Regions from separate parts of the Homo sapiens genome. Here region 2 is linked to region 1. Evidence: chromatin loops called from intact Hi-C (ENCODE). Cell type or tissue: mammary epithelial cell. All regions are shown on one strand. Each heading gives the region's core, and the rest is flanking DNA. Links, peaks and the distances in the headings are about the cores only. Region 1 holds the start of BTG3 (BTG anti-proliferation factor 3). Region 2 has its middle 18 kb from the start of LINC03147.

Evidence for each region. Hi-C counts contacts between places; a loop is a spot of excess contacts. Peaks named below come from ENCODE experiments on the same cell type or tissue, not always from the same donor. Only the 100,000 strongest peaks of a DNase experiment are listed, where the experiment ranks them.
Region 2: a loop joins it to region 1, with 5 times the contacts of the local background. A loop is called at or near these places in 5 of 110 quality-filtered maps.

The regions. Positions count from the first base shown.
Region 1 is chr21:17,607,514-17,614,995 of GRCh38, reverse strand. It overlaps BTG3 (BTG anti-proliferation factor 3), which reads left to right and starts at 2,095. Exons shown (of 5, transcript NM_006806.5): 1 at 2,095-2,297; 2 at 5,844-6,024. The coding sequence starts at 5,852. It overlaps BTG3-AS1 (BTG3 antisense RNA 1), which reads right to left and starts at 3,310. Exons shown (of 1, transcript NR_149073.1): 1 at 882-3,310. It also overlaps a transcript of CXADR not described here. In mammary epithelial cell, for the core only: a CTCF peak has its summit at 3,232; DNase peaks (open chromatin) are centred at 2,115, 2,845 and 3,315; H3K4me3 peaks cover 2,888 bases; H3K27ac peaks cover 2,703 bases.
Region 2 is chr21:17,899,704-17,907,185 of GRCh38, reverse strand. No RefSeq gene overlaps it. Among named protein-coding and RNA genes, the nearest start is that of LINC03147, 18 kb to the right of the region's middle. RefSeq lists an enhancer at 3,384-3,942. In mammary epithelial cell, for the core only: a CTCF peak has its summit at 3,959 (motif pointing right); no DNase peak of the experiment used is centred there.

The sequences.
Region 1 (7,482 bases), core at 971-5,970:
TTCAGTCCCATAAAGAGGAGGGCTCTGCCTTGCCATACCAATTCATTTGTGATTTTGTGATTCCAACTCACAAGGAAAGAGAGCTGGGGCAAAGCATCTGAAGCACACAAGAGTAGGGCAAGTTTTGAAAGAGACATAAAAACAAATACTGTGTGTGCAAGGGAAGTGGATGAGAGAAAAAGTGTTTAAGAGACATTGTTTGCTATGTGTCTATTTCACAGTGTTCAGCTATGAGAATTTTTTTTTCTTTTTTTAGACAGAGTCTTGCTCTGTCACCCAGGCTGGAGTGCCATGATGTTATCATAGCTCACTGCAGCCTCAATTTCCTGGGCTCAGGTGATCCTCTCACCCCAGCCTTCAGAGTATCTGAGACTACAGCTGCATGCAACCACACCTGGCTAATTTGTGTATTTTTTGTAGAGATTGGGTTTCATGATGTTGGCCAGGTTGGTCTTGAACTCCTGGAGTCAAATGATCCTCTCTCCTTGACCTCCCAAAGTACTGGATTACAGGCATGAGCTACAGTGCCCAGCCTGAGAATTTTTTAAAAGTCATTTTGAAATTGGGTTTCAGGTTCTTGCCTGTATTTTTTGAATATGGTACTGCTCTAAGACTGGAAAATGTGGACCACAGATTTATAAATACTACACAAAATACTAATCCTAAACTATAGAAATTTCTGGACAAATTTTGAGTAATGTGGGTGGTTACCTAGCTATTTTATGAAACTGCAGAATTAAAGGCCTTTATCTGTAAAAATAACCTCATCAGATTGTTATGATTTTAAAATAAAAACACCTTCACACCTCCTAGAAGACTCCAAGGTGTAAATATCCTCTTTAAATGTACCAGTAAGTAGACTAAGTCCTAGAAGAGTATAATTTTTTTTTTTTACAAATAAAGTTTATTGTACTGTTTGGGGGATGGTATATTTATTACTGCTAAAAAAATTACCATTTTGAATTGCTAATTGGCTATAACAAAGATCAGTAATACAAATTTAAAACATTCATAAAACTGAGCTGAAAACATGCTCCCAAGCCTAGTGGGCAGTAAGGAATCTGGCCAATATACTGTACAACTTGAACATTCAGTTCTTAAGTAGTTTACAACATGGTTTAGCCCTCTTTTAATAATAATAATAAAAAGGTAGGAATATCTTGTATTCCTCCCGCTAGTTGGATGTATTAAAGTGCTTTCACAAAACTAAGACCATGGTGTTAACTCAATATAAAAGGTTGAAAAGATGTTCCTTCTTTTCTTCAGAAAGTTAATGTTCCCTCTCCATATTTGTATTTGCTCAAAGATGAAGCTTTGCATCTGGGAAGTCCTTGAGTAGAGTGTCTCAGAAATAGAAAGCCTGGACTCTCAAGGCTTCATTCCTTTGGCCAACATCTTTGGAGCCTCTCCTTTATGCAAAACACAGTGGCCGGTGCCAGGGCAGCACACAAGCGTCCACAGGAGGCAGGCCCTGCTGTGAGGGGCCAGGGAAGGGCCCAACTAGGAGTGCCAACAACCGCCTAAAATACAGCAGGGCGGCTGCACGGTTAACGTGCGTGTAATTGACTACAGCAAGAAGGATGAGGATCTGTCCATAAATGCCAAGTTCCCCTTCCCGTCGAGTCCGTGTCCCCCATGAAGCCCCGGGTCTAGAGAGCTGGGTCTAGAACTCGCCATTCCGCCCTGAGGGTGTCAAGTGCAGCGTGGAGAGACCTGAGGGGGAAACAAAAAGGCCGAGACAGCCGAAAGGACCAAGCCCGCGCGACCCCCGAAGGCGCTGACGCACGTAGGGCGGCCGGGCGGGGGTCCCACAGGCCTTCAGCGCCGCTTTTTGCCGGGGAGGGAAGCCCGCGGTTCTGCGGACCGCGCCGTCGCGGTCGAGGGTCTGCGCCAGGCTCAGGGTAGGGCGAGGGTGTGTCGCCTCCCGTGCGGCTAGGCCCGGGGCTCGGGGGTGGCCTCGCGGCGAAGCCCCGCCCCCGGCACCGCCCCTCAGGCGCGCGAGCCGATCCCGCGCGCGCCAACCCTTTCCCGGGTCATCGCCCCTCCCCTCTTCCGGGCCGCGAGCCCCCTGCGCGCCGCTTTGGGGCTGCGCTCACTCGTGTGCGCGCTCGTCCGCCCGCCAGTCCTCTCAACGCGCGCTTGGCCGCCCGACGACGCGGGAGCCGCACGCGCCGGACGAGGCTCGCTGCGCTCCCTGTTGCCCAGCGCGGGCCCGTTGAGGCGGAGCCCTCAGTTCCCGGCCAGGACACGGTCTGGGCCGCCGAATCTCCGGCCGAAGAGCGGCGGCGGCAGCGGCGGTGAGGAGACCGGGCCGGGGAAAGGCAGACATGGCGGGGCTGTGGGTATCGGGGGAGGGTGGTCCCGTCGCCCCTGCGGCCACGTCGAAGGCTCGCTGGCGGGCGGCGCACCGGGGACAGGGGAGGGGCAGGGGATGGAACCAGGTTGCATGGGCTCCGGCTCGGCGCCAGAGCGGGGCTGCGGGCCGCGAGGGCGGCCCGCGAGGCTTTCCGCGGGACCCTCGGCGGGCGCCTGAGGAAAAAGACGCCGCCTCAGGGCTCCTGCCACGTTTCCCACAGCGCGTTACATTCCGCCTCCGGGTGGGCGACAACCCCGCGGCTTCCCACCCTCTGTCCACCCCCTTCGCGTCGGTGTTTTTTCTGGAGCTCCGCTTGTTTGCTGGAGAGTCGCGCCTCCGGGAAGCCGGGTCCTCGAACCCAGGGCCGCCCGCCGGGGACAGCGGACCCGCGGGGCAGGCGCACCCTGGCGAGGATGTTGTCGGGGAGGCTGGGCATTGGGCGCCAGGGCCCTTCCCCTTGAACTTGGGGAAAACCGGGATTGCAGAAGTTGGGCGCAGCTCAAGGCGGTTCTTTCAAGAGCGGGTGGAGATGTTTGATCCCTCCTCACCTACCTCTCTCAAAACCCCAGCGGGAGAGCCTAGCAGCAGGTTTCGATGGCTTCAGAAAGTCCAACTCTTAGCCCCTTGGAAAATTATTTCCCCTCTTCATGGCTTTGTGGCGCCGCTGAGGTCGGGCCGGGGCTCCTCACCCCACGGGCCAGTCTTCTCGCGCCCTCCACCTTGGGAACGTCTATCAGGAGAAAAATGTGTTCCTAGAAACGTTTGCGATTAGCTTTTCGTTACAAGGGAGGGAAAAGTACAAAAGTTATAAACTCCTGCGAGGCCGAGCTTGATTCTGGATTCCCTTTGGGTTTTATCCACGCAGCCGTGAGCAGAGGAGCCTTGTGGAACAAAGTAGAACTTGAGGAGCAGCCGCCGCGGTGACGAGGTCCCAGGATGACGTCACCGTGCGATATTTAAAATGGGAGCCTTTTGCTCTGAGTGTGGGTGGAGGACGCCTACTTACTCAAGACGCCTGAGGTCTTCTTGGCCCTGCTTGCCTCTGGTGGTTCTTGCCCTGACTGTAACTCTCCCTCTTTCACCTTTTGGTACTCCTAGAATACTGGTGGGAGTGGGCTTATTTTTCAGCTGTTCGAGCTATCATTTCTTCAAACGGGGAAAACAAAAGTCCAAATGAGTCATCTTGTGTTACAACCAAAAGCAACCACTAAGTGGTTCTTTCCTTCTTTTCTATTTTTTTATATGAAGCAGAGCAAACAGAAACAAATCCAGAACTCAGATATGTGGCACATAGTTGGCAAATGTAATGAATGAGGAGAAAGATCTAGTTAAAAGATTCAGTACATTTCTTTAGTGTGGTTCCTTGTTTGCTTTGCTGGAGTGGAGGCTAATGTAGTTCCATCAGCAAAACTTTCTTCCCAACCCGTATATTAAATTGCCTTGGGTTTTCTTTTCCATCGTATCGTGGTGGAATATAAACGTAGCTTTACAAAGTGGAAATGGCTTACATTTTTCAGGAGGAGGCTGCACAGCAGTCGTGGTGGGCTGGGGTTATGTATACGTGTACACTCGTGTGTGGACCCATGCCCGGTGCCTGCTAGCTGGCTGTAGAAGGTGAATTTCTCATTCTAGGGTTCTGGGAGGAAGATTTGTGTGCCTTCCCCTCCATCAGGCTATCTGCGGCTGCCAGCACACCTCTCAGATAACTGTGTAGAATTTATTTCACAGTGAGGTTCCTTGTTTGAATTTGCACTTGGAATAAAGGAGTCATATTCTGAAGAGAGACTGAAAGAGCAGTTTGAGAAAAGAAAGCTAACAATCAGCTTTATTTTTTTGGAAATGTGGGAACACAAACTACTGCTAGGTTAGTTGTTTTTATGCTAAACATAGCAGAGGCTGTATGTTTTTAATACGTAATTGGCTCCCAAAAAGGTGATGTTGCTTACTAAAGGCAGCATCTTAATAACTCCAGGTTACAGCAGCCAGATGAATGAGCTCACTGAGTAGAGACAACATACATCAAAACAATCTTAGGACAAGGGTTTGCCCTTAAGGATTAATCAATGATAAATCAGATATACCATTTTTAAAGTCCTTTGAGGCAATCCAAAATGTAGCTAAATCTCTGATTATTTCTTTTAGTTTGTTTTTCTGCGGGTGACCTGAATTTCCATTTCTTAAATATGTCCTGATAGATCCACTAGTTTTTGTGTCTCTTAACTTGTGGATAAATGTATCTCTCTTCCTGAAAGAGTACTTTCGGAAAGTCAATGCTGAAATTTTTTATGTAGAACAGTTTTGGGATTTAATTTATATACCATGCAATTCACCCATTTAAAATGTACAGTTCAATGGTTTTAGTATATTCACAAAGTTGTACAACCATTACTATAGTGAAATTTAGTAAATATTTTTATCACCTCAAAAAGTAACCCTGTACTTATTAGCAATGCTCCTTTTCTTGGTTTCCCACTTCCCCGTAGGCCACTAATCTGTCTTCTGTCTATATAGATTTGCTTATTCTGGATATTTCATATCAATGGAATCGTACAATATGTGGTCATTTGTGACTGGCTTCTTTCCCTTAGTGTGATGTATTCAAGGTTCACCCATGTTGTAGCTTATATTAGTACTCATTCGTTTTAACTGCTGAATAATATTCCATTACATGTATATACCACAGTATTTGTCCATTCCTTAATTGGTAAACATATAGATTGTTTTTACTTTTTAGCTATTATGAATACTGCTGTGGGCATTTCTGTGTTCAAGGTTCACCCATATTGTAGCTTGTATTAGTACTCATTCCTTTTCATTGCTGAATAATATTCCATACGTGTGTATAACACAGTATTTGTCCATTCTTTAGTTGGTAAACATATTGTTTTCACTTTTTAGCTATTATGAATACTGCTATGGGCATTTCTGTACAAGGTTTTGGTGTGGACATATGTTTTCATTTCTCTTGGGCAAATAGAAGTAGAATTGGCCGTGTCATATGATAACTCTGTGTTTAACCTTTCTAGGAACTGCCGAACTTTTCTGTTATAAAATAGCTCTACAGTTCTAGATTTTAAAGTAGACTTTTTTTATGTTTTAAAGTTCAAATCATTTCACAGAATTTTAAACTTAGATTATTGCAGCTAAATATTGACACACACAGTAACATCTATGTCGTATCATTTATTATAGTGCTTCTCTTTTACTGATAGGTGTGGTTTTATTTTAGCCAACAGGAGCAACGTGCTATCTTTATGGAATTTCTTCATGAAGCTAAGTGATAAGATTTTTAAGTAGTATTTTATAATAAGGCCTTTATGGCATAAAGATAAGTAGATTGTTCTCTACTTCAGATATAAGCCAAAGAAATACAAGATAAAATTGGAAGGAGGAAGGGGAGAGCTGTAAAGGAGGTATATCTTACAGAGCTTCATCTTCCCAGTTTTTATATTTTGTTTTTCTGAGAAAACATGTTTTATCTTTGCAGGGAAAAAAATGAAGAATGAAATTGCTGCCGTTGTCTTCTTTTTCACAAGGCTAGTTCGAAAACATGATAAGTTGAAAAAAGAGGCAGTTGAGAGGTTTGCTGAGAAATTGACCCTAATACTTCAAGAAAAATATAAAAATCACTGGTATCCAGAAAAACCATCGAAAGGACAGGCCTACAGGTAAAGGATTAGATTGGATTAAGCAGAGGCTGATCAACCCCTGAGGTGGGTTCAAGGCCGGATGATTGAAGGGTGTGCAGACCATGCCTACAGGTGTTTCATCTGCAAAATATAGAACTCTGGGGTGTTTGTATATTTTCTCCTTACTCATTTTAAAACAAGTATTTGTTGGCGGAGTGGTGGAGTCCCACTGCCTGGACACAGGAGGCCAATGCTATGGGGTCAAAGGAGTTAGTCTTTTGTGGTTATAGCCTGGCTCCTAACAGTGCATTTCTGTTTATCACAAATACTTAGGGATTTTCACAATTCTAGAGGACCCCTAATAACACATTAATGGGCATGGTAGGAGTTGAAAGAAGTGAATCTTGCATCTAAAAGTAAATTACATGTTATATGTTCTTTGAAAAAAAAAAAAGTATGGAAAAAGGGAACTAAGATTATCAGACACCTGATATGTCGTTAATACAAGAATAATCTCATTTATATATTTGTGGTAGAAGTCAGTGTAACTATTTTCTAGATGAATGTGACTCACCTGTGATCCACGACTAGTAAATAATGGCTCTGGGATTTGCTTTTCTGGGAGTTTTTTTTTTTTGTGGTATTGTTTTTGCTCTGTCACCCAGTCTAGAGTGCAGTGGTATAACCATAGCTCACTGCAGCCTCAAACTCCTGGGCTCAAGCAATCCTACTGCCTCAGACTCCAAAGTAGCTAGGATTATAGACATGTGCCAACACACCAGGCTAATTTAAAAACAAATTTTTTTTTGTATAGATGGGATCTTGCTGTGTTACCCAGGTGAGTTTCAAACTCCTGGCCTCACGCGATCTTCTCCCTTTGCCTCCCAGAATGTGAGGATTACAGGCGTGAGCCACCATGCCTGGCCAAGGTTCTGGGATTTGAACTCAGGTCTACATGACCCCATGTTTTCATGGGCTTTCTGCACACCACAGTGTTACCACTGTTTTGGCACTGAGAACGAAGGTAATTCTCACTTGGAGCTGTCTTTTGTACTCTGCTGTATAAGGTACATTTACAGCTTAAAGTAAAGAAGAGCAGACTCCTATAAAACATGCCCTGGCATGCTCACTGTAGTATTTATGTGACTGCTCAGGAACCTCAGTTGAGAATGTTCTGCTAAACTCAGCTGCCAAACATTGTCCCATTTTGTGGATGTGGCCACGAGAAATAAAAGTGGAACAGTGACTATAGTGATAACTACAGAAATACTCTTTTATTTGTGTATATTGATGTCCCCAAAGTTTCCTACACAAATCAACACTTTGTGCTTTGATGTCAGAAGGACTTCCTTTCTGCCACTGGGCTCTTGCAAGTACAGCACTATTCAAGGAGTCTAAAAAGGAGGTAAACATATTATTTGCTAATTTCTCATGTACTGAAAGTCAAGTGAGCTTGTGTTCTATTGACAAGAAGAGAATCAAAATAGTTTATTTTCC
Region 2 (7,482 bases), core at 880-5,879, 290 kb before region 1:
GCTCCAAGGGCTCATTTAAGACATTGGCTAGTTACTATGTGACTTGAAGCAGCTCACGCCACCACTCTGAGCCTGCTTTTTCATCTGCAAAAAAAAAACCAGTATATCAACAACTAGTTTTGGGCATTCTTATAGGACTACGTTAAGTGCTTGGTAAAATGTAAGGGTATGTGATTACAGCAATATATTCATTTTAACAAAATTTCACAGTAAAATAATTTGGATGTTTTCTAGATTGTTTTTTTTTTTGGCATTTTACAGTGAAAACCGATAAACCCAGCAGCCAGCACTTTATTATCCAAGGACAAAACTTTGTGCATACCTTTAGGTTATCTAATACCTGGTACTAAAAGAAAAAAGCAAATAAAACCAACTTACAGATTGCATCTAGAACAGACGTTATACAATATCCATTTATGTCAATAAAGATATTGAAGTATAAAAAAAAAATTTTTTTTTTTTGAGACAGAGTCTCGCTGTGTCACCCAGGCTGGAGTGCAGTGGCACAATCTCAGCTCACTGCAACCTCTCCCTCCCAGGTTCAAGCAATTCTCCTGCCTCAGCCTCCGGATTAGCTGGGATTACAGGCACCTGCCACCACGCCCAAGTAATATATATACATATATGTATTTTTTTTCTTTTTTTTTCTTTTTTTTGTATTTTACTAGAGACAAGGTTTCACCGTGTTGGCCAGGCTGGTCTCGAACTCCTGACTCAAGTGATCTGCCCACCTCGGCCTCCCAGAGTGCTGGGATTACGGGCATGAGCCACCGTACCCGACCTAAAAAATATTATTTGTAAATTGACTAGACTGTAACTTCTAGGAAGTGTAAAAAATATTACTTTTAAATTGCCTTGAGTGTAACTTCTAACCCATATTTCTAAAAATTCACAGAAGTATTCAAACGCCACATTGGTGGAAGATGTAAGAAGGGGACTTTTATAGTTTGCTGTTCTGCCTTTGCTTTCCCATCTCAGATCTTCAGTAGGGTAGTTACAGCAACCTCTTATAAGAAAGTGCCATACCTAATAAAGATATCAGAGAGGTCATAGAGCAATCAAGAGTCAGGAACTGAGTTTCCAAACCCTTTTTCTCTGTCCTTTAGGTAGCTTCACTTCACTCTAACTCTCAATTGTTTGTTGGAATCATACTCCGTGGATTTTGCTACCTAACGTTGACAGAAAACATTAAAACTCCAGGCAATCCATCCCCAGTTCATCAGCTCTCACCTTGGGAGCACTGCTCAGGGAGGGTACAAAGACAGTCATTTCATTCCTCTCACTACAGCCACGTTTTCTGTCCTCCTCGCTGCCTTCCACCGTCTGTACTAATACTACTCTTATTCAGCCCCCAAGTGTTATTTCCAGGGATTTCCTCAAATCACAAGTCTTTATACAATATTTGGAATTTCATGTGATTCCAATGCAGGAAAAGTGCAATCTCCTGCCATTTCTATCACACTGTCTGGAAACCTCCCCTCCCACGTATTTACCTTAATGAAAAGAGGAAAATGGAAGAAAACATATCTTTTCCCATAAAAAAAAATCCCCTTTATTAATCAACCAAAAAATGCTACTTCATGACTCCTTTTTTTTTTTGTAGAGAGAGGGTCTCACTATGTTACCCAGGCTGGTCTGTAACACCTGGGCTCAAGCCATCCTCCTGCCTTTGGCCTCCCAAAGTGCTGGGATTACAGGCGAGAGCCTTCGCACCTGGCTGGCCTCCTTTATGGTATTTTTACATACTCCCTCTCTTCACTCTTCAGCCGTAACTTCTTTCTCCTGGCTTAACCACCTACCAGAGAGACCTTCCCCAACAACTCATGCAGATTTCCCTCTAGACAGCTCCATTACTCTATCGCACCACTGTTCTACTCTTTCTTAATTCTTATCCTAATATAAATTTTAAATATTCATCATTTATTTTTAATGCTTTTTGTTTATAATCCTACAAGACATATTGAGCTCCACAAGGATCTTTTTGCCGTACTCACCCCTGCATTTCAGTTCCTTGCTCACTGCCTGACACATAATACTGTAAAGAACTGGGAAGGGACTGAATTTTGCCCTACTCACAAGCCAATAAGTTTGCCTGCTACAGTTTCATTGATGCCAGTAGAAGACAGGAGACTCAGGGTCAGAGAAGAAGAACAGCTTATTAATCACAACAATAGCAACAGCCAGGATTTTGGCATTTTGGGGACAGTATCTCGAGGCCCAAGTCTACAGGGTGACACAAAAGAACCGAAAGATACCTGAATACATAGTGGGTTGTGATACAGGAGAGGAATGCTGAGTTTAGGGGATGCAAAAATTTTATAATGGGCAGCAAGCATGTCTGCCCTTTGCTCCAAAGGGAGACCCAATCCCTAGCTTCCAAGGCCATTCACTGTATGAACATCACTGAAAAGATTTTCTGGGACAAAGGGTAATCTGTGTCTTTCTTATAAGGTATGCAGAAACATAAGAAACCCATGGAAAATTATCTCCTAACAAGTAGAGAATCAAAAAATAATATTTTTTATTTAATGAATAAATGAACTAGAACACCAATCTAGCACAGGTAGTGAAACTATTTTTTAAAAAAGAAAGAAAACCTTCTTTTGTTACTGAAGAGATGTCCTTACCCAGTGGAATGCTGGCAACTGTTTAACATTCAGCTCTTGGGGATAGAGGAGAGCTGATTTGATTTGTAGCATTTTTCAGTTTTCTTGGCAAAAGTATTCACACTGTAACCAACAAGAAGTTACTGATATCTCGGAATGCAGAGCTGGGGAGAGATGCTGGACAACACATCATTGTGGAATATTCCCACCATATGAATGCAAAACGTAAATCATCTCAAAAGGTGACTTTACTAAATAGTAAAATACTTAGGAAGCGGTGAGTCTTGAGTACATATTAGTTTAGTTTTAAAGACAGTTTACTTCATTGTAAGTTTATACGACTAATTTTTTCGAGACAGGGCCTTGCTCTTTTGCCCAGGCTGGAGTGTAGTGGTGCAATCATAGCTCACTGCAGCCTGAACTCCTGGGCTCACGTGATCCTCCCACCTCAGCTTCCCAAGCAGCTGAGACTGCAGGCGTGCACTACCATGCCCAGCTAATTTATTTTTCGTTTTATTTTTTGTAGAGACGGGGGCCTCACTATGTTGTCCAGGCTGGTCTCAAACTCCTGACCTCAGGCAATCATCCCACTTTGGCCTTCCAAAGCTCTGGGATTACAGGTGTGAGGCACTTTGGCCGGCCTTGACTTAGTTTTTAATAATGTCTGTGTTTAATAAGTGGCTCACAAAATTCTTGAAAATTTAACAATTGGCTCTTGTGAGCGGGCACAGGACACTCTTTACCACTGTTCTTCACTCCTCTCTGCCTGTCTTTAGTGTCACTCTTGTCCCTTCAGTCCCATATGTATTTTATTTCCAGATCTTTCATTTCTTTAGAACTCAGCTACTTCTGTTCCTCCGGGCTATGCTCTGCCTCATTCCCTTTCACTACACCCCCAAGCCTCACCCCATTCCTGGAAAGCTTTCGATTCTGTCCTTCACCATCCTCCCACCCCCACCTCCCAATACACACACCCCATGGCAGGCCATAGAAGCACCCCCAGGGATGGGATCCAGGAAATTCCACTTCGCCTTCCTCAGTAATCAAGGCCACAGCAGGGAAGATGGCTAACTGTGTTCCCAAGTGATCACTTTCAATGGATTTCCTCATGAAATCATTGCAACTACCTACTTGTTAGGCTCTACACTATTTTTTGTGCCATATTTTAAGTACCATTTATTATAATAGGGATTTACAAGCAGATCTGAGATACTAACCTCTCTTCTGATGTGAAAAATGCATTCCAATTTCTAAACTGAGAAAGCAACTTTGGGAACATACACAAATGAGAAACTGCTTAATATATGGAATTTGATATATAATTGTATAATGTTTATTTATTGAACTATATCCACCAGAGGGCAGCAAAAAATTTTATATGGGACATGTATTTACTCAATACAGAATTAAGAGCAAACCTCCATCATTACTTGATGATAAACAGGAAACCATTCGAGTCCCAATAAAGGCTTTCAATATTATGGAGAAATATGATCACAAGGCTAAAATTTATTTTTTACTTTAAAGCCTCAATACTAACTTTCATATTAGGTTAATCTCCAGTTAGTTACTCATTGATCCGTTTAATATATATTATTTAAACACTTCTCATATTCAAAGCATTGTGCTAGTAATGACCACAGTGAGGCATGATTCGAGGAATACAAAAACAACTGCCTGCCTGTGCAGTTGTTTATATATCAGTCAGGATTCTCCAGAGACATAGAAGCATTTGGATGTGTGTGTGTGAGTGTGTACATTAAAAGATTTATTCTAAGGAATTGGCTCATGAAATTATGCGGGCTGGCAAGTCTGAAACTTGTAGAGACAGACAAGCAGGCTGGAAATGCAGTCAGGAGAGGATGCTATGGTCTTCAGGCAGATTTTCTTTTCAGTGAAACCTGTTTTTTGCTCTGAAGGACTTCATCTGTTGGGATGAGGCCCACCCACATTATGAAAGTTAGTATCTTTTACTTAAAATCAACCGACCGTAGATGTTAATTGCATCTACGAAATACCTTCACAGTGACACCTGGATTGGTGTTTGGTTACGTAACTGAGTACTACAGCCCAGACAAGTTGACACATAAAATTAAACACTCCAGGCTGGGCGCGGTGGCTCACGCCTTTAATCCCAGCACTTTGGGAGGCCGAGGCGGGCGGATCACGAGGTCAGGAGATTGAGACCATCCCGGCTGACACGGTGAAACCCCGTCTCTACTAAAAATACAAAAAATTAGCCGGGCGTGGTGGCGGGCGCCTGTAGTCCCAGCTACTCCGGAGGCTGAGGCAGGAGAATGGCGTGAACCCGGGAGGCGGAGCTTGCAGTGAGCCGAGATCGCGCCACTGCGCTCCAGCCTGGGAGACAGAGCGAGACTCCGCCTCAAAAAAAAAACAAAACAAAACAAAACAAAAAAACAAAAAAAAAAAACAAAAAAAAATTAACTACTCCACTGCTCAGAAACATTTTCCCTGTCCAGATGCTGTATCCTAGAAATGCCGCACTTGGAAAAACATGCTCTGAGTCATGAATTGATCTTTCCAGATAACGTCTCTAAAATGCATACATCCTTGGTAGGTTAATATACCTACCTAGACACCAAGGCGTGAGTGCCAGGTTATCACATACATTTCTCCAGACAAAAGAGAATCTGTGGCATCCTGAAAGCAATGAGTAGCAAGAGATTCTAAATGCTGAAAGCTGCGAGTCACCACCAAGAGGCAAGCAGGCTGGAAACCACCCATTTCCTCATTTTACATAAAATTCCGCTGCCCAAAAGTACAATCATTTATGCTTGTTGTAAAAAACTACAATGTTGTTATTGCTGTTCGAAATTGCATCTACTGAGAAAATGAGGAGCTCATGGCAGAAGGGAGGCAGGACTAGGCTGTAGCTTTGACTCCGACAGAGCAGCATGCTGAGGCTGGCACTGTGAATTTTAGCCCCAGATCGACTACAAGAACAAACCAGAAATACCGAGAGGACCCACAGCCCCTCTGAAGGAAGCCGACTGCTCCTGCAGGACCTGGGAGATGCCTCAAATACTGTGAGTGCCCCAACTGCAAAAGTGGGAAAGGGAGACCCTCCTCTCCCAAACACACACCCCCACTGGAGAAACTGAAGGTCTGTTTGTGGGAGAAGTTTCCAACCTTACCTGGAGCTGAGTCAATTTAGAGAGCCAAGCAAAACACAGGGATAGAGGAAGCAGCAGGAAAGGCCTTGGGAGCTCGCTGGGTCCCCAAGCAGGCCATTCCTGCCTGGGACCACAGAGATCCATCAGGAAGGCAGCCAGAGGAGCGGGGGAAAAACACCACAGGGAGAAGGAAATCTCCAGCTGAATTTTTTAACAATTGGAACCATGTGAGAAGCCTCCTGGCCAGAACTGGGGGGAGGGCATGAATCCCGTGCGCACACTCCCACAGGTGGGGGAAGAACCAAGCCCTTTTCGTTCCCAGCTGGGAGGTGGGTAGCCTGGGGCAAGTTCTCAAGCTCAGCTTACCCACCACCTGGAAACAGACTCAAGGCTGTTTGGGGGGCAATGGTGGGAGTGAGACTGACCCTTCAGTTTGCATGGGAGGTGGGTGAGGCCTGTGACTGCCAGCTTTCCCCGACTTCCCTGACAACCTGCATGACTCAGCAGAGGCAGCCATAATCCTCCTAGGTACACAACCCCATTGACTTGGGAATGTCATGCCCATCCCCCACAGCAGCTGCAGCAAGACCCACACAAAGAGAGTCTGAACTCAGACACCCCCTAGCCCCACCCCAACCTGATGGCCCTTCCCTACCCACCCTGGTAGCAGAAGACAAAGGAGATATAATCTTGGGAGTTCTGGGGCCGCACCCACTGCCGGTTCCTCTCCACACTACCACAGCTGATGCTCTCTGGAAAGCGCCACCTCCTGGCAGGAGGCCAACCAGCACAAAAATAGACCATTAAACCACCAAGGCTAAGAACCCTCACAGAGTCCATTTCACACCCCTGCCACCTCCACTGGAAACAGGTGCTGGGATCCACGGCTGAGAGACCCATAAACAGTTCACATCGCAGGACTCTGTGCAGACAACCCCCTGTACCAGACTGGAGCCCTGTAGACTCACTGGCTGGCTAGACACAAAAGAAAGACAGCAATCATTGCAGATTGGCTCACAGGAAGCCACATGCATAGGAAAAGGCGGAGAGTACTACATCGAGGGAACACCTTGTGGGACAAAAGAATCTGAACAACAGCCTTCAGCCCTAGATCTTCCCTCTGACAGAGGCTACCCAAAAGAGAAGAAACCAGAAAATCAACTCTGGTAATATGACAAAACAAGGCTCTTTAACACCCCTAAAAAATCACATTAGTTTACCAGCAATGGATCCCAACCAAGAAGAAATCCCTGATTTACATGAAAAAGAATTCAGGAGATCAGTTATTAAGCTAATCAGGGAGGCACCAGAGAAAGGGAAAGACCAATGCAAGGAAATCCAAAAACTGATAAAAGAAGTTGTCAGGCCTCTGAGCCCAAGCTAAGCCATCATATCCCCTTTGACCTGCACGTACACATCCAGATGGCCGGTTCCTGCCTTAACTGATGACATTCCACCACAAAAGAAGTGAAAATGGCCTGTTCCTGCCTTAACTGATGGCATTATCTTGTGAAATTCCTTCTCCTGGCTCATCTGACTCAAAAGCTCCCCCACTGAGCACCTTGTGACCCCCACTCCTGCCCGCCAGAGAACAACCCCCCTTTGACTGTAATTTTCCTTTATCTACCCAAATCTTATAAAATGGCCCTACCCCTATCTCCCTTCGCTGACTCTCTTTTCAGACTCAGCCTGCCTGCACCCAGGTGCAATAAACAGCCTTGTTGCTCACACAAAGCCTGTTT